Linked DNA regions of Homo sapiens: all the other regions are linked to region 2. A link is a loop called in an ENCODE intact Hi-C map of the cell type or tissue named here. Cell type or tissue: heart right ventricle. All regions are shown on one strand. Links, peaks and the distances in the headings refer to the core of each region. The heading gives the core; the rest is flanking DNA.

Region 1 (5,409 bases), core at 111-5,110, 150 kb before region 2:
ATTCTGGTCTTGAACTCCTGACCTCAGGTGATCTGCCTGCTTCAGCCTCCCAAAGTGCTGGGATTACAGGCATGAGCCACTGTGAGAGCCTTGTTTTTCTTATTCTTGTTTTCAACATAACAGAGTAGAGATAAGGACTCTTAAAGATATCTTTTCATCCAAGCTTCTCTTTTTACAGGTGACAAAACTGAAGATCAGAGAAGGACAGTGACAGGTCCATGCCCATACACTCAACAGGAGGAGATTTGGAACAAAAACTTGGTGCCTTGACTCCTGGAGTCTCGGAGATAACTTGTACCAGCCAACTTATGAGATAAAATCACTGAGAATTTAAAATCTCTCAAAGCTAACACAGGAGCCCTTCCTCCCCAATTTCTGACCACTTTATTCAACATGAATGTGATATACAGTCCCTGGGCAATTACTACGCACCAGACACTGTGCTAGGTACATGGTTCCACCTTGCCATCTTCTTAAGCCTGGAATTTCTGAGAAAGACACAAAGTCTCCAAGAGATAGGAGTTTAGTACATTTCTAATATGTCATATATTTTAACAGTGGTTTGCAGATTATAACATAGAGAACTCCAGGGGCAAGGATGAACACTAACAGGAGAGAGATTGGGGCCAGTCTTCCATATACTCACACTAACCTTCAACTAGATCAACTCTAGTTTGATCTATTTTATATACTAGCGGTCCATGTTTTTATTTAGTTTTTTACAAAACTGTTTATAAAAGTTGGTTTTAAAGTTTTATTGCTTAAAGTGTTTGAATTCCAGAACTGTGCTGTATTCTCTGATAGAAATACAGAGGCTTGGGAATGCTACACCTTAATTCAAGGATTTGCAGCTACTCAGGGGCAGAATCCAGAATCAAGCCCCACTGTCTTGCATCTGAGCCCCATGCACCTTTCACTAGGCCACTCTACCTGGGAGGCCTCTGCTCCGTCCTCCCTGGTACCTTGTTAGGGGCTTATGGTAGAACCCTCCTAGAACCCAGGCTGCTGCTTCTGCCTCGCCCAAGTTCGTCCAAGTCTCTAACATTCTTTTCCTGTTTTTCTTTCCTTGAAAACAGATAGGGAGTTGGGAGTCGCTGTACAGGAATGTGCCTGTTCCCCATTACAGCTCTTCTGGGGCTGTAACCCGAGTGGGCTGGGGCCAGACCCCCACACATTTCTTTATCCACTCAGACTCTAGCCTTGCTCTCATTACCTTCCACAGAAAATGTTAATCATGATTCTGCTGCAGCTTCAGAATCAACCCAACAAAGCATGGATCAATTTTTCTAGAGGCCCCACCCCCTATTCCTCAATTCCCTCTCCCTCTCCTTTCAGCAGTCCCTCAATCCTCCTCCTTGTTTCCCCTCTCTCTCTCTTTCTCCCCTCACCCTCTTGCTTCTGAATGAGTTGAGGTCACCGTCAAAGCCGGCCACATGAGCAAATTGAAAACAGGTTGGGAGAAAAGCAGAAAAGAAATTCCAGAATGGAAGGAGCAGTGGGAGTGGGGGGATGTGGGGGTGGGGACGGCAAGTTTTTTAGCCCAGGTGAGGAGAAAGGTCCCCAGCTCAGGGCTCCACACTCTTTTCGGGAAACACCAAGAGGATTTAGGAGTCGTCACTCTGGGCCTGGCCTCTCTAACCTGCAGATGCTCTTTGTCATGGTGCCCAGGGAGAAGCAGAGCTCTCTCTGCATTTCCTTTACTTGGGCAACTGTAGAAATTCATTATGAGAACTTGTCAGGGACAAAATGCATCTTTAAGGGCCTCATACCTATCAGCTGCAGTTGGTTTGTTTCTTCTGAAACATGGTGTTATTTTAAATCTGAAGAAGCAGTGTGTAGAGATCCTCACCTTTATTGTAATGGCAGTAGGAGGTAGTAGAAAGAGAGTGGGTTTTGGGGAGCAGATGACACCTAGTTTTGAAGCCAGACCTACCACTTATGAACTATATTATGTAGAGATGGATGATTAAACTCTCAGAGACTGCTTCTTCATCTGAAAAGATGATCCTATCAATTTCAGAGAGTCAGGTGAGGATTGAGTAAGAGAATATTTATAATATGTCTGATACATGAATAGCTTACAAATGTTAGTGCCCCCCTCACCCCTGCTCCCTCAGGTCTGAATAATTTGTCTGATGGCAAAATTTTTAGTTATCACGCTCAGTTGCTTTTAGGTGCATTACATCATATCTAACTCCCTAAAACCTTCCTGTTTTTTTGCAAAAAGAAGACATTTTGAATGGAAGGAAGGAATGAAATAAGAAACAAAGAAAGAAAGGAAGCAAAAAGAGGGAAATAAAAATGTTATTTGGCTTTTATTACATGGCATCAACAACGCTAGACATTTTTACTTATATTGTCTTGGTTAAATATTCAAAACAATCCATCTTGCTTAAAATTCGATAAAACCTAATGAATTCAGTGAATTGTGCTTTTGCAGATGAGGAAACAGTTTCATCTGTAAATAACTTTCTCACAAAAATCTACCTAGGAATGTCAGAGTAAAGGCTGAAGTCAGGACATTCAGCACCCAAAGTCTGTGCCTTTCCTACTGCACATTTCCCTCCAGACTGCGAGATGCCTGGGGTGGGAATTCTGTTTCAGTCACCCTTGTGTTACTGGTGTCCAGCATAGGGCTGATGATGAAGCTATTTACTGAAGCCTGTGAAACTGAACTTCAGTGGTTGAAGCCTGGATCTGCTCCTATTTACTCGACATCAGCACCTGGCATTAGAACTCTCTCTTGGGATAGCCAGGCTGCCTCCTGCATAACCTTTCAGGAGTAAATAGGACACAAATAATACAGGAAAGGAGGAAATGACGTAAAGATAAGGGCTCCAAAAAAAGGGAATAGTGATCTAGCAAATACCTACTGAGAGTTTCTGTGTGCCAGGCATCGTGCTGAGACTTCAGGCTCATCCTCATGCCTGCCCTCTAGTGGACACCTGTTGGTTTGACTGGCTATAAAGGCATGCCTCTTTCTACCAACAGCACCTGAGTTTTCCTTTGGGGAACCAGCTCTCCCCCAATCTCAGTCTAAACAATTTAGGTAGAGCTAAGGCCCCTTTTATCCTTCAGAGACTGGCATGTGATCGATGGCCAGCCATTTCATGTCAAAGGTCAAAAAGACAAGTGACCTAGGCTTAATCAATCAGACTAACTCCAGGTACAGACACCAACCAAGTTCTGATGACATTATTTGAAGCCCTGGACCCAGTTGTGTCTGAGGCCTAGATCTACCCTTGGGTATTTCAGATACATGAGTTAGTATTTTTGCATTTTTGCAACTTTCCATTTGTTTTCTGTTCCTTGCAATCAGGAGTCCTCTCAAATACAAATCCTATGAGGTATGTTTTATGATTGCCATTTTATAAATGAAAAAATAATGCTCACAGATCTAAATCAAGTAGTCCAAAGTCATACTCCATCTAAATAAGAAGGCTGGAATTCAGATTCAAAGCTGTCAGACTCCAAAACCCGAGCCTTTCCTATCATAAAACGCTGCCTAGGGTGAGGGATACAAAGACTACTAATTAACAAGAATTCACGGGGTATCTCCAGTGTCCTGCTTCCTCGGGCCCCTTCTTCCTCACTTCCTGGGCTCCTTTCCTCACTCACGCATTCCAGCCATGCAGACATTCTTCCTCCTCCTCTAACATGCCAAACATACTCCCACCACAGGGCTTTTGCACCTGTGGTTTCCATGGAGCCTTCTTCCCCTTGTCGTTGTATGGCTTACTCCCTCTCCTTTCCCAAATCCTTGCTCAAATGTCACTTGCTCAGAAAGGCCTTCTCTGGCCACTCAGTCTACAGGAGCATCCACTATCACCCTTTACCCTCTTAACCCATTTATCTTTACAAAATTTATCACTGTCTCTCATATATTGATGGATTGATATATTGCCTGTATCCCCTGCTGTAAACCCTGTGAGTAAGAGAATTTGTTCACTTAGAATGGTGTCTGTACACAGTAGGTTTTCCATAAATATTTATATAGTGAGTGAATGTATCTGTTGTGTGCTTCAAACTGAGCTGATGGCTGGGAGCACAAGCATAAAGAACACTTTCGTTTGAATTCCCTGGAAAGCAGAGCTTAAGAACAATGGCTTGGGTGCAGAAGGTTTATTTGGGAGGTGATTCCAGGGAGCAGGTATGGGGTAAAGGGCAGAGTAAGACAGGGAAGAGAAAAAGTCAATATAAAGGTATATCTTCAAGTTTGCTACTGTACATGATGGGACCTAATTCTGCAAGACCCTTTTAAGGAGGGAACAAGATACCCCCCAGAACTGTTTGGCTGGAAGTCGGGGAGATGGGGCACTTATCTACCAATTCCTGATTCCCATTGGTTGGGTCCTGTTTTAGTCTATTCTCATGCTGCAATTAAAGACATATCTGAGACTGGGTAATTTATAAGAAAAAGAGGTTTAATGAACTCACAGTTCCACATGGCTGGGGAGGCCTCAACATCATGGTGGAAAGCAAAGGAGGAGCAAAGGCACGTCTTACGTGGTGGCAGGCAAGAGAGCTTGTGCAGGGGAACTGTCCTTTATAAAACCATCAGATCTCCTGAGAATTATTCACTATCATGAGAACAGCACAGGTAAAACCTGCCCCCATGATTCAATTACCTCCCACCAGGGTCCCTCCCATAACACATGGGGATTATGGGAACTATAATTCAAGATGAGACTTGGTTGGGGACACAGCCAAACCATGTCAAGTCCTTCACCCAGGAGTGTTATTTCCCCACACTTTTTTAAAGTTGTACTTGCACACTGGCCTAGGGAGCTCCTTCAATCTCTCATAAGGCTGTGGGGCAGAAAGTGCAAGTGTGCATCTGAGGTCACTGGCAGCACAAAGTGAGCCTGAGTGTGCACAGAGCTGCTCACCACAGCTGCAGCTGAAATAGCCATGGGCCAAGAGGATATGGCATGGCCCCAGAGGCATCTGCTATAAAGATACAGTCTCTGCCTTTAAGGAGTTTGTAAAAAGAGCAACTGACTTGTCTTCCTTCTTGAGGTCTAGGACAAACTTGTTAGCCTCACTGTTCAAAGAGTTCACAAGCAGTTATCGAACACCCTCTAGGCGCCAGGGAAAGGACTACAACTGTGGTCACAGCTCTGACCCACAGGAACAAAACCTCTTCCCTGTGATGCTCACAGTTTTGCAAGGGAGAACGGCAAGGACTGCTTTTACGTGCAGCCAACCAAGGAGTCCTGCAACTTATGATTAATACTGAATTTAATAGTATTAACCTCAACATTAATATGCACTTGGCTTATAAAGCCTTCCTTTTTCTACTGCTGGATTAATTAGAGCCATAAAAGCCCTCGTCATCCCCACTGTCTGGAGGACAAATGATGCTAATGCATTTGGCTGCAGCGGGTATTGCTAACATGTGTGGGGAAA
Region 2 (5,409 bases), core at 197-5,196:
AATAATCAAGGACAGAGCCTAGTTCAGATTCCTAGTGTCTCCGTTTTCTAGTTTTCCCAAAGAAAACTCCCAACCCTGAGATGAAAAGGGATAAATACTAGATTGCCTACTTTACAAATAAGTAAAAGTCAGATCACATAGACAGTAAATGGCAGAGAAGGGATTCAAATCCAACTCTGTCTGGCTCTTTAGTATGCCACTCCTCTGCCTCCTCCACTTGGAAGACTCTCTTTCACCCAGGAGCTAAGTTAACAACCACACAAAGTCTTGTACATTTAAGCACCAGTTGTGCTGAGCCAAGCTCTGTGGCTTTGGGCTGTGTAAGAGCCATTTAACAGGTGGAGGGAGGAGATTTATGCATTAATCAAATTATTCTTCATAAAGAGTTTTTCCCTGCTTCTCTTGTTCAAAACAACAGCACAAGGTATAATCAAGGGCTCGTTTCCAGCTTAGGCAGAAGGCATCATCTTTTCCCATGCATTCACTGGAATGTACCTAAGGAGACCCCAACTACCCAAGGAGCTAGGGTCCAATGGTCCCCAAGGCCATCGAGAATACCTTGGTCCAGAATCAGAGGACAAAAATACCCCACAAACCTCAGGCATGTCATATCCTCTCTCTGTTAGTCCCTAACTGTGCCATAAAATGGGGTTCAGGATTTTACTCAGAGCCTCTACTCCAGGGGTAGGGAGTTCTCATACAGAGGAACTTCCACTCTGCATTAGAATGAGCTATGATATTCATTGCCAACAGAATACAAGTTCCAGCAATGTTTATAAAGTGAGAAAATGCCCCTGAGATCCCTCCATTTGTAAAGTGCCCTTTTGGGTTAGCCAATGGCCTCTCCCATACAAAATATGAATCCTATTCTAAAATGTCATGTCCCTAGCACTTTAGGTACCAGCAAAGTTTTCAAGTACTATCTAGAAGAGGAGTTACCAAAGGAAACATAGAAAAAGAAAAGAGCCATTTTAAATAAACATATTCTTATCACTATCATAGATAACATTCGTCTGTTAAGTGATTTCTTCTTGGACATTATGCATTCATTATCTCTTTTGATTCCCATGAAGTAGGGATTGTGAGACCACATTTTACAAGTGTGGAAACTGAGGTATGAAGACACCATTCAGCATCACATAGTGAATGGGGATTGAGGAAACATCCAAACCCAAGCCGGTAGAGCAAAGAACCTGTACTATCTGCTTCCATGTAAATAAAGTGTCTTGTAGGAAACTCAGAAAGAAACTGACTCCACTTATCTGTTTTTTAATTTTTGTTTTGTTCTGTTTTGTTCTTTGTTTTTTGAAGTAGGAAAAGAAAGTCCCAGAAAGAGAAAAGAACTTGCTATGACCTGCTATGTCTCAGTGTGAAAGCCCAGGCCCCTCAACTATAGGTCAGGGCTCTGAAGTGTTTTCTTGTATCCATGTGGCCTGTAGAGATGATAGAAAGATGGAAAAGTCATGGGAGGAAGGGTGATGGGAGTTAGTGGCAGAGTTGGAGAAAAAATGATAAACAAAACGAGAGTAGCTGCTTTTTCTTCCCACCAGCGTTGTTTTGTGGCCATATTCCCTTCCTCCAGGATCATTTCCAGACCTGCAGTGGGTCTATCCCACTCATTCCCACTGCAACCTGGCTCCTTTGGAAATGTCTAAGGCACTCCATCCCTTAGGCTGTCATGACACTTTAAACAGGCCTTTCATTTGTGTTTGGGGAGGGAAAGAAGAAACTGGAGACTTGGAGGAAGCCGCCTACAGTCTTTCAGCTCTAACATTTCTTTGCAAGGATCACTAAGAGGAAAAGAGAGTAGAAGTGAGAAGATAGTGCCCATGCCTGTCTGTTTGCTCTAACTTCTCCTGGCTTCCCCATTGCCCTGGGGCTAAACTCCTCACCACATGTTGTACAGTTCTGCCTGACTTCTCTTCAGCATTGTCCATGGAGTTTTCTCCCAGTCTCAGCTCCAGCCACACTGGTTTTCATTCTCTTCCTGAAATGGGTCACATTTGCTCATTCTTCAGGTGTTTGCAGAAGTTGGGCATTCTACCAGCAATGTTCTCATTCTCCTCTTCCTTTCTGAAACCTCAGTCTTCCATATTCATTTTATGCACTTGGCCCCCAAAAGCTCACTTTACATGTCACTTTCTCAGGAAAGCCTTCTCTGACTGCGTAAGGCCCCTTAATACACGCTTGCAATCCACCAGCCTAGTACTCTATACAGTCTTGACTCTACTTATTAGTGTGATTGTTTCATTAATATCTGTCTTCTCCATAAGTCTGTGAACTCCGTAAAGATAAAGACCATATCCACTTGTCATACTGTTCACTCTTCAGGGTATAACGCAGTCTTAGCATACAGTGGGGGCTCAAAGATACTTAATGAATGAATGACTAGCACTTCCAGCTCTACAGGTCTCCTGCAAGGAGAACAGTGACATCTAGTGACCACTTTCACACTCTTGGGATTCTCTGATCACACACCACTAATTAGCCTCAGAAAGACCTCACTGGATTTCCAATAAGTTGAATATTTCAATGATGCTGAGGGAACCTGGCATGGAATCCAGACATAGGGGAATCTGGCTCCTGCACAAACAGGAAAGGCACCACCAGCCTATCTATTGCTATGCATGTGCCAAGAACACATTGCAAAAGTCCCGTGGCTTGGCTTGTAGTGTGCCACATTGCAGATGAGGACAGTGTGGCCCAGAAAGGCCGTCACTGGAGCGAGTTCACAGAGCAGTAAACAGGGATATTCACAGGCTCATTCACCAAGTCCCAGAAGGCCAGTTAAACAAAACTACATCCTCACTGATACAACACTAGTCGAACCACTAGGTATTTTTATTTATTTATGTTTTGGAGACAGTGTCTCATTCTGTTACCCAGGTTGAAGTGCAGTGACACAATCACAGCTCACTGAAGCCTTGACCTCCTCCTTGAGCGCTTGATGCGCTCAAGCGATCCTCCCACCTCAGCCTCCAGAGTAGCTGGATGACAGGTGTGCACCACCACACCAGGCCAATTTTTTCTTTTCTTTTTTTTTTTTTTGAGACAGAGTCTTGCTCTGTTGCCCAGACTGGAGTGCAATGGTGCGATCTTGGCTCACTGGAACCACTGCCTCTCGGGTTCAAGCGATTCTCCTGCCTCAGCCTCCTGAGTAGCTGGGATTATAGGTGCATGCCACCACACCCAACTAAGTTTTGTATTTTTAGTAGAGATGGGGTTTCACCATGTTGTACAAGCTGGTCTTGAACTCCTGACCTCATGATCAGCCCGTCTCGGCCTCCCAAAGTGCTAAGATTACAGGTGTGAGTCACCGCACTTGGCCTAATTTTTCTTTCAGAAATGGTGGTCTCCCTATATTGCCCAGGCTGGTCTTGAACCCACTGGGCTCAAGCTATCCTCTCACCTCAGGCTCCCAAAGTGCTGGGATTACAGGCGTGAACCACTGGCCCTGGGCCTGTTCTTGTTATTTATTGGAATCTGCAATAGCCTCCTCATGGATCTCCTTGATTCTACTCTTACATTCTCACAGTCTATCCTGACCCTGCAGCTGGAGGTGTGGAGACATACACATATGTATTTTATTGTTGGTGTTAGTTTGGGGACCTCTGATGCACAGAGTTAGATTATTTGCAGTGTTCAGTTTAGGACTGAAGCTCATTGTTGAGCCATGCATGGGTAGGCTTTATTTATTTGTTCAGTTAGCTAGTTAGTTTTAATAAACTTTTTAAACTTTAATGAACTCTCACTAATCTACCACCAAAAACACCAGCTAGGAGCTGGGCGCAGTGGCTTACACCTGTAATTCCAGCACTTTGGGAGGCTGAGGCGAGCAGATTGCTTCAGGTCAGAAGTTCGAGACCAGCCTGGCCAACATGTTGAAACCTTGTCTCTACTAAAAATACAAAAATTAGCCAGGCATGGTGGTGGACGCCTGTAATCCCAGCTACTCAGGAGGCTGAGGCAGAAGAATTGTTTGAACCCAGGAGGCGGAGGTTGCAGTGAGCCAAGATTGCGCCACTGCACCCTAGCCTGGGAGACAGAGTGAGACTCAGTCTCAAACAAACAAACAAAAAAACACCAGCTAGGAACTTGAGTACTTACATGTAACATATGCTTCCTTATGCCATTACCTTAGTTTTCCTGACTCAAGATCACCATCATCCTGTCTCCTATGTTCATCACTTCCTTGCTTCCCTTTTTAAATCATATTTATTGCATCTGTATTTATTCCTAAAAGATAGTATATTTGAGGTGTAGGTATGCTTTAACTTAAAGAAGGGAGGAAAGGGTGTTGTGCCATATAAAATCTTTGGAGCCAGGCATGGTGGCTCTTGCCTGTAATCCCAGCACTTTGGGAGGCCGAGGTGGGTGGATCACCTGAGGCCAGGAGTTCAAGACCAGCCTGACCAACATGGTGAAACCCCATCTCTACTAAAAACACAAAAAATTAGCTGGGCATGGTGGCAGGTACCTGTAATCCCAGCTACTCCGGAGGCTGAGGCAGGAGAATCGCTTGAACCCAGGAGGTGGAGGTTGCAGTGAGCTGAGATCGCGCCATTGCACTCCAGCCTGGGCAACAAGAACAAAACTGTCTCAAAAAAAAAAAAAAAAATCTTTAGGACTTACTTTCTTCAGTTAATAATACATTCATTCATTTCATATTGACAGGTATCACTACAGCTCATTCATTTTGGTTACTGTAGTATATTCTATTGAATATATATCCTGTGCTTTATTTCAATGCTGTCCCATGGATGGGAATTTGGGTTTTTTACAGAGGCCTCCTTCTGCCACACAATCTAATCCCATCAGCCTCCTGCCAATAACCATGCATCATCATCACCTCATGGCCCACAGGATAGGGTCAAAATTCCACAATTTGGCTTACAATATTGTGGAAATGATCAGGATTCATTTTGTTTCTCCCTCCGTCCTTGGTCTTAGTCATGAGGCATTTCTTTTGGTCTTTGTACAAACAATGTTCTTTTCTTCCTTAGGTCATCTACCTGACACTTTCCCTACCTCCTTTCTCCCATGCCTTCTCTTTCCTCTATGAAGCTCTGTATGAGCACTCAACACCCTCCAGCACTTAGCCAAGAAGTATGCTGTGGGAGGGGCACGGGATTCATAGAGTTCTACTAGACTTAGTCAGTGGTCTACCAGTGGAGGCCCAGGGCTGTCTGGGAGGTGTTGTAGAAGGAGGAGTGGGGATCAAATGGGAGATGCTTTATCTCCCTTCCTCTGCCTCATTGAAATAGTGGCATCACTATTCCTGATTTTATGGATTGAGGTTCAAGAAAGATTGCATTTGGAAAAAGTGTTCCATAAAGATAAGTTTGCAAACCAGTGAATCAATAATTCATATGGTCCCCTCAAGCCCTGCCATTCTATAATTAAAAGTGA
Region 3 (5,409 bases), core at 317-5,316, 75 kb before region 2:
ACCTAGGAAAACTCAAGATGCCAGAGATCCCTGACACCTGGCTCATATGGTAGGCTGCGTGATGATGGAGCCGAGAGCTGAACCGCCCAAGGACAGAGGGCCTCAGCAGGAACTTTGGGAATCAGCATATTGATACCTAAGTGGAGACCTCTTTCCAGACCCAGAAACTGGAGCATGCAAGGCCTTGGGGAAATGACCAGCAAGTTCATAGCCCAAGGTTTCTCTGACTGGTTGGAGAGTCTAATGTATTCCGTCATGCCGTCTAATTCAGAGTCTCCTTGCTTTGACTGTCTGTCTCCTGCTTCTGTTGGCTCTTGCTCAAGATGTGAAAAGTCATTGGAGATGCTTATTACCATGGGGTGGAAAAGTCAGGGGGCTTTGAAGCAGATTACTCGGTTCGAATCTGGGCTCCCTAACTTTGTTGTCTTGAGCAGGTGGTTTCACGTTTCTAGCCTTGCTTTCTTTATCTGAAGCATGAAGCTGATAATTTCTACTTTCCAAAGTTGTTTTATGAGCTTTAACTGAGATAACTGATATACAGTGCCCAGCACAGTTCATATAGTGGGTTTACAATTAATGTTCATTCTGCCCCTTCTTTCCTTATCAATATAAGAATAACCAAATCCTATATATTTACTTAACCCTTTCTCTCTTATTGTATAAGTTTTAAATTTTATATCTCTATCACCTATTGTTCTACAGGTTTTAACATGAGGGCTTTTAGTCTCTTTTTTTTTTTGAGACAGAATCTCACTCGGTCGCCCCGGCTCCAGGCTGGAGTGCAGTGGCATCATCTCGGCTCACTGCAAGCTCCGCCTCCCAGGTTCATGCCTTTCTCCTGCCTCAGCCTCTCGAGTAGCTGGGACTACCGGCGCCCGCCACCATGCCCGGCTAATTTTTTTTGTATTTTTAGTACAGACGGGGTTTCACCGTGTTAGCCAGGATGGTCTTGATCTCCTGACCTCGTGATCCACCCGCCTTGGCCTCCCAAAGTGCTGGGATTACAGGCGTGAGCCACCGCGCCCGGCTGAGTCTGTTATTTCTATATCCCAGCACCCTGCATTGATCTGGGCCAGGATGGTTGCTTGAGAAAGTGTGCTCATCTGAATCTGTTTCACTCAAAATCCTGTGATTCCAAGTAAGTTTTATTTGTTTAGTTACATAATAAGCAACCTTTGCTGAATCCTGTACCATCCTGACCTGTCCTGTCTTTTCTGGCAGAACAAGCTCTGTTAGGATCACTCACATGTTCTCCTTTTATTTTTTAAAAAAGGTATATTTTTAAAAGGAAGAAGGAGATACATCCTGAGAGTTTTGGTAATTGTTTCTTTGCAACATTTGCTGCCTAGAGAAAGTCAGATATGAACAGTAAGACACTCACAGGTCAGGATTAAATGAGATGGGGAAGATTGGAGCTGATCTCCCTGGAGATGAAATGGAAGCTGCAAGGACTCAGATATGATTCGGTGCCACTGCCCCAGATGAGACTGAGGCACAATCCCTGGCCCCACGCTGGTGGTTTCCTCTCCCTGGGGCACCATCAGCTCCTACTGTAGCCATCAAGTCTATGTGGTTTCCCCAAGGGAGCCACCTGAAATCACCTTGTTCTTTGCTATCATGACCGAGGCAGAGAGGGGAAAGAGACCAAGCTGAGCACTCAATCTGGACTCCAGCCCTCCTTCCCTGGGTCTTCTCACTTTTCTTCTATTCTGTCTCTTTTTCCATCTTTCACAACCCTTTCTCTTTCCCTATTTCTGGCCTCTCCCTCTTTTCTCTTTTAGAAACATTTACTGAATTACAAGTGCTTTTGATCCATGTGGAGTTATGTCCATACGGTGAGTGTGAGTATTTGGTGTGTGCTGTGCTGTGGGTGCTACGTGAGTGGATGCCATCTAATGTGTCTGTGTCTGTTTGTGCTGGGTGGATCCATGTGGCACACGGTATGTATATCTTTACAGTATGCCTGTGGGAAGGTGGCTATGTTTACGCATCTGTGTGCCTGTGCTGTTTATCTATGATACGCCTCTTGAGGCATCTGTCATGTGTTGAGTACAAGCTGTGTGTTGTCTGTGCGTGGCATGCTATCCCCATGGTGTGTAACTTTGTATGTGTTGTGGATCTACTGTATGTGTCTGTGTGCTTCCCGTGTGTGTGTGACCGTGTCTCTTTGTTATCTGCCTTTCGTTGGCTGCACATAGCTTGAATGTCCCTGTTGGGTGATGTGCTCACATGCATGTTTATATGTGTTGGTATCTGTGTGTTGCCTTTGTTTTTGTTTAGCTGGCTGAGGTGACTGCATTGTGTATACCTGTATGGGATGGATTGCATTCATTTGTGAGTCTGCACCCTATATGATTTCTCTAAATCCCCTGGCTGCATGCTGTGTCTGTGTGGGGTATGTTGCATTTGTTGTTTGTAGGTACAACTGCATATTCTGTGTGTTCCCCTGTGTCTCTGCCTCTGTGAAATGTGTCTGTGTGTTTTCCCTGCCAGCTCCTCCTCCCCTTCGGGTGCCCCAGCCTCTCTCCCTGCCTTCTCCTCCCCAGGCTGTGACCACTCTCAGCTGACACCTCCGCTGCTCTGGCAACCCAAGAACAGCCTGGAGAAAGGTCAGCTGGCCGCCTTCCCCAGGGCCTGCCTGGATCCTTGGACCCCAGTGTTGCGTGGTGTGGGAGCGCCCTCTGTTGGCTGTATGGGCCATGAACACCACTGGAAACAGACTTCCTCTTTCCCTTGCTGCTCACCCCTGAGACTTCCAGCCTTCTTAATAAGGGACTTTAGGAGAGGAATGGGTAGGGTCGCCTATAATTTGCCGTTGAAAGCGAGATGTTTTGGAGAATGAAAGAGGGTGTGAATAAGTGCACTGAGATACTGAGTATTCGGCAGATGCGTCTTAAGCAGATGGTGAGGAAGGCTTCCCTGACCGCCTACTTGGGTCTCAGCCCCATGGGCATAAGCCAACAAAATGTGTGCTAGCCCTCACTGGTGAAAGGGTCAGCTATTCCCAATTTATGTTTGAGGAAGTCAGAATCTCAAATCTATGCTTACCCAATGACTTCACGCTTTCCCTTGGGAATAATTTCCCAAGACCCCAATTTCCCCTTTGCAGCAGGGACCCAAGGTGGAGACCCAAGGGTTCCAGTTCCAGAAAGAGGGAGGACTGAAATGTTTCTAGGGGATTTAACAGAAAGAGGTCAAAGGCACTCTTGTGAGAAGAAAGGGAATAGTTATAGAGGTACCCAGGACTTGTAATGCCCCAGGTGCGTGACTCTGACAGCCTCAAGAGGAAGAGAAAGGTGCTGTGTGCACACATGTGGGTACATGCGTGCACACATGTGGGTACATGCACACACACACACACACACACATATATACACACACACACATCAGGAGGCAGAACATCCAACAGCCTGCATGGCTAATATCGTGGGGTTTGAGAATATACACATTTACTATTTCCTGCGTTATAGAAGAAACACAACCAAAGGCACCATTTTATGCAAAAACATGAGTTTTCATTGCATTCCTTGTGCTGGTGATTAAAGAAGAGGCTCTGATAAGCAATGGCTATTCTTTAACTCAGGATGACAGCTCCAGGTGAACCAAAAGACCACTTGGCCCAATTGGTCGAAAGTGTGTTCTTCAGAACATTACCTCCCATGAGACATTAATAGTTATTTGAAGGTGTGGCCAAATAAATTTGAAAAATACAGGATTAAATAAAGTTAAACAGATTTTTTTTCTCATGGGATATCTCAGAGCCTTTAATATGATAATGTCTTATGAATTTCTAAGAAAGGAGGAGACTGTACTCAGCATTTCACAAAAGATATGAATAATGGATTTTTTTTCCAGAATGTTATGGGACAAAATTCTAAATTTACACATGGGCAAAGCAAGACCCCAAGTAGCATAATTCAGTTATTATTAAATAACTATTTACTACAAGAATCATGTTTTTTGTTTGTTTGCTTTTGCTTTTGTGTGTTTGTTTTAGTTAATCTCTTTGGATCTTGTACTAACCTACACAGGTAGGTACTATGTTATCATGTTAAATGACAGATGAGAAGAGAGACTCAGAGAAGTGAAGTGGTTTGTCCCAAGTTATGGCATTGGTCAGTGACAGCAACACTCAATACCAGGCACCTCTCTATAAACCATATACAACTTCCACTTTGCCAACTCCTGTGAGTATGATTTTATAGAAAGTATAAAATGTGGCAGTTGTCCCCAAAGCCATACGTTGTACTTAGAATTGTTTTTAAAATCATATAAAAAAGAGAAACATGGTATAAAAAATGTGGACAAGAAGTGGCATTGTACATCCAAGGTGAGAGGACTGAGTGAGACCTGGGAGAATCGGGGAAAACTTCCCAGGGGAAGTGAATTTTAGCTATGCTTTGAAGGATAGAGGAAGCTTAGTTAGATCAAAGGTCAGCAACTTTTAAATATGAAGTAGCTGGTAGTAAATATTTTCTGCCTTGTGAGCCACACAGTCTCTGTTGCAAGTGCTTGACATTGCCATGTAGTGTGAAAACAGCCATAGATAATATGTAAATAAAAGGACATGGCTGTGTTCCAATAAAACTTTATCTACAAAACAGACAGCCAGCCCATGGGTCCTAACTTGCCAAGCCTTAAGTAAGAAGGAAAAAGGTAGGAAATGTGGCCTTTTTTGGCTACAGGAATCACTTTTTAAAAGATAGTGAGCAGTATACTCAAAGGCCAGTGCCAGGCCCCAGACCTGCTCATAACTGTTCCCTTTCTGTCTCCCACTCCACCCAACCCCACTTCAATTGTGTTCTAAGCCCTGAGGGTGAGCTTATTGCAGCTATGCAAAGAGAAAGCTGCCTGCATTTGAGATAAGCTGAATAAACAGCTCACTGATCCCAGTGGAAGGTGCTTGTGAACATGTGCCTGGATTTAGTCTGTTGGGAAGGCAGAGAAAGACAACAAATCTAGTTTCCTCTTGAAAAAGAGATTGGCCTTTTCTCCTTTCAATAAGTCAAGGCCAATGGTAAAATGCTTGCCCGTTTCTACCGACTGTGTGTGGACCACCTCCCCCTTTGCAGGTAGCAAAGCCAACGTGCAGAAGTCCCAGTTTCATCAGATGTATCAGGGCAACATCTCTGCTATTTTATCTGTAGCACAGACCCCATGATGTTATTCCTTTGCACATTAAACTTCAGTAACCCTCCAACTGGTACGGGCTCAAAATCAAGTGCAGCAGCCTGGCATTCAATGAAAGACAATGTACAGCAGATTTCAAGTTAAGACTCTATCCTTACTCCCTTCAGCATCCATACCAACTAACCTACATTTGTCTTGGTGTCTCTTGTCCTTGTGCATGATTCACAAGCTACAACCTTCAGACTTTTGTACTTGCAATTAGAACACCCTTCTTTCTTC

What was found. Hi-C counts contacts between places; a loop is a spot of excess contacts. Peaks named below come from ENCODE experiments on the same cell type or tissue, not always from the same donor. Only the 100,000 strongest peaks of a DNase experiment are listed, where the experiment ranks them.
Region 1: it touches region 2 in a loop (2.1-fold over the local background); 21 of 110 quality-filtered maps call a loop at or near these places.
Region 3: it touches region 2 in a loop (3-fold over the local background); 39 of 110 quality-filtered maps call a loop at or near these places.

Annotation. Positions count from the first base shown.
Region 1 is chr9:116,492,291-116,497,699 of GRCh38, forward strand. The region is part of intron 19 of ASTN2 (astrotactin 2); the gene reads right to left. Among named protein-coding and RNA genes, the nearest start is that of ASTN2-AS1, 9.3 kb to the right of the region's middle. In heart right ventricle, for the core only: CTCF peaks have their summits at 2,933 (motif pointing left) and 5,079; DNase peaks (open chromatin) are centred at 2,945 and 4,971.
Region 2 is chr9:116,644,972-116,650,380 of GRCh38, forward strand. The region is part of intron 17 of ASTN2 (astrotactin 2); the gene reads right to left. Among named protein-coding and RNA genes, the nearest start is that of TRIM32, 40 kb to the right of the region's middle. In heart right ventricle, for the core only: a CTCF peak has its summit at 2,443 (motif pointing left); a DNase peak (open chromatin) is centred at 2,660; H3K27ac peaks cover 462 bases.
Region 3 is chr9:116,569,668-116,575,076 of GRCh38, forward strand. The region is part of intron 19 of ASTN2 (astrotactin 2); the gene reads right to left. It overlaps LOC107987014 (a long non-coding RNA gene), which reads left to right. Exons shown (of 3, transcript NR_171890.1): 3 at 7-263. Among named protein-coding and RNA genes, the nearest start is that of ASTN2-AS1, 68 kb to the left of the region's middle. In heart right ventricle, for the core only: a CTCF peak has its summit at 2,678 (motif pointing left); a DNase peak (open chromatin) is centred at 2,624; H3K27ac peaks cover 1,135 bases.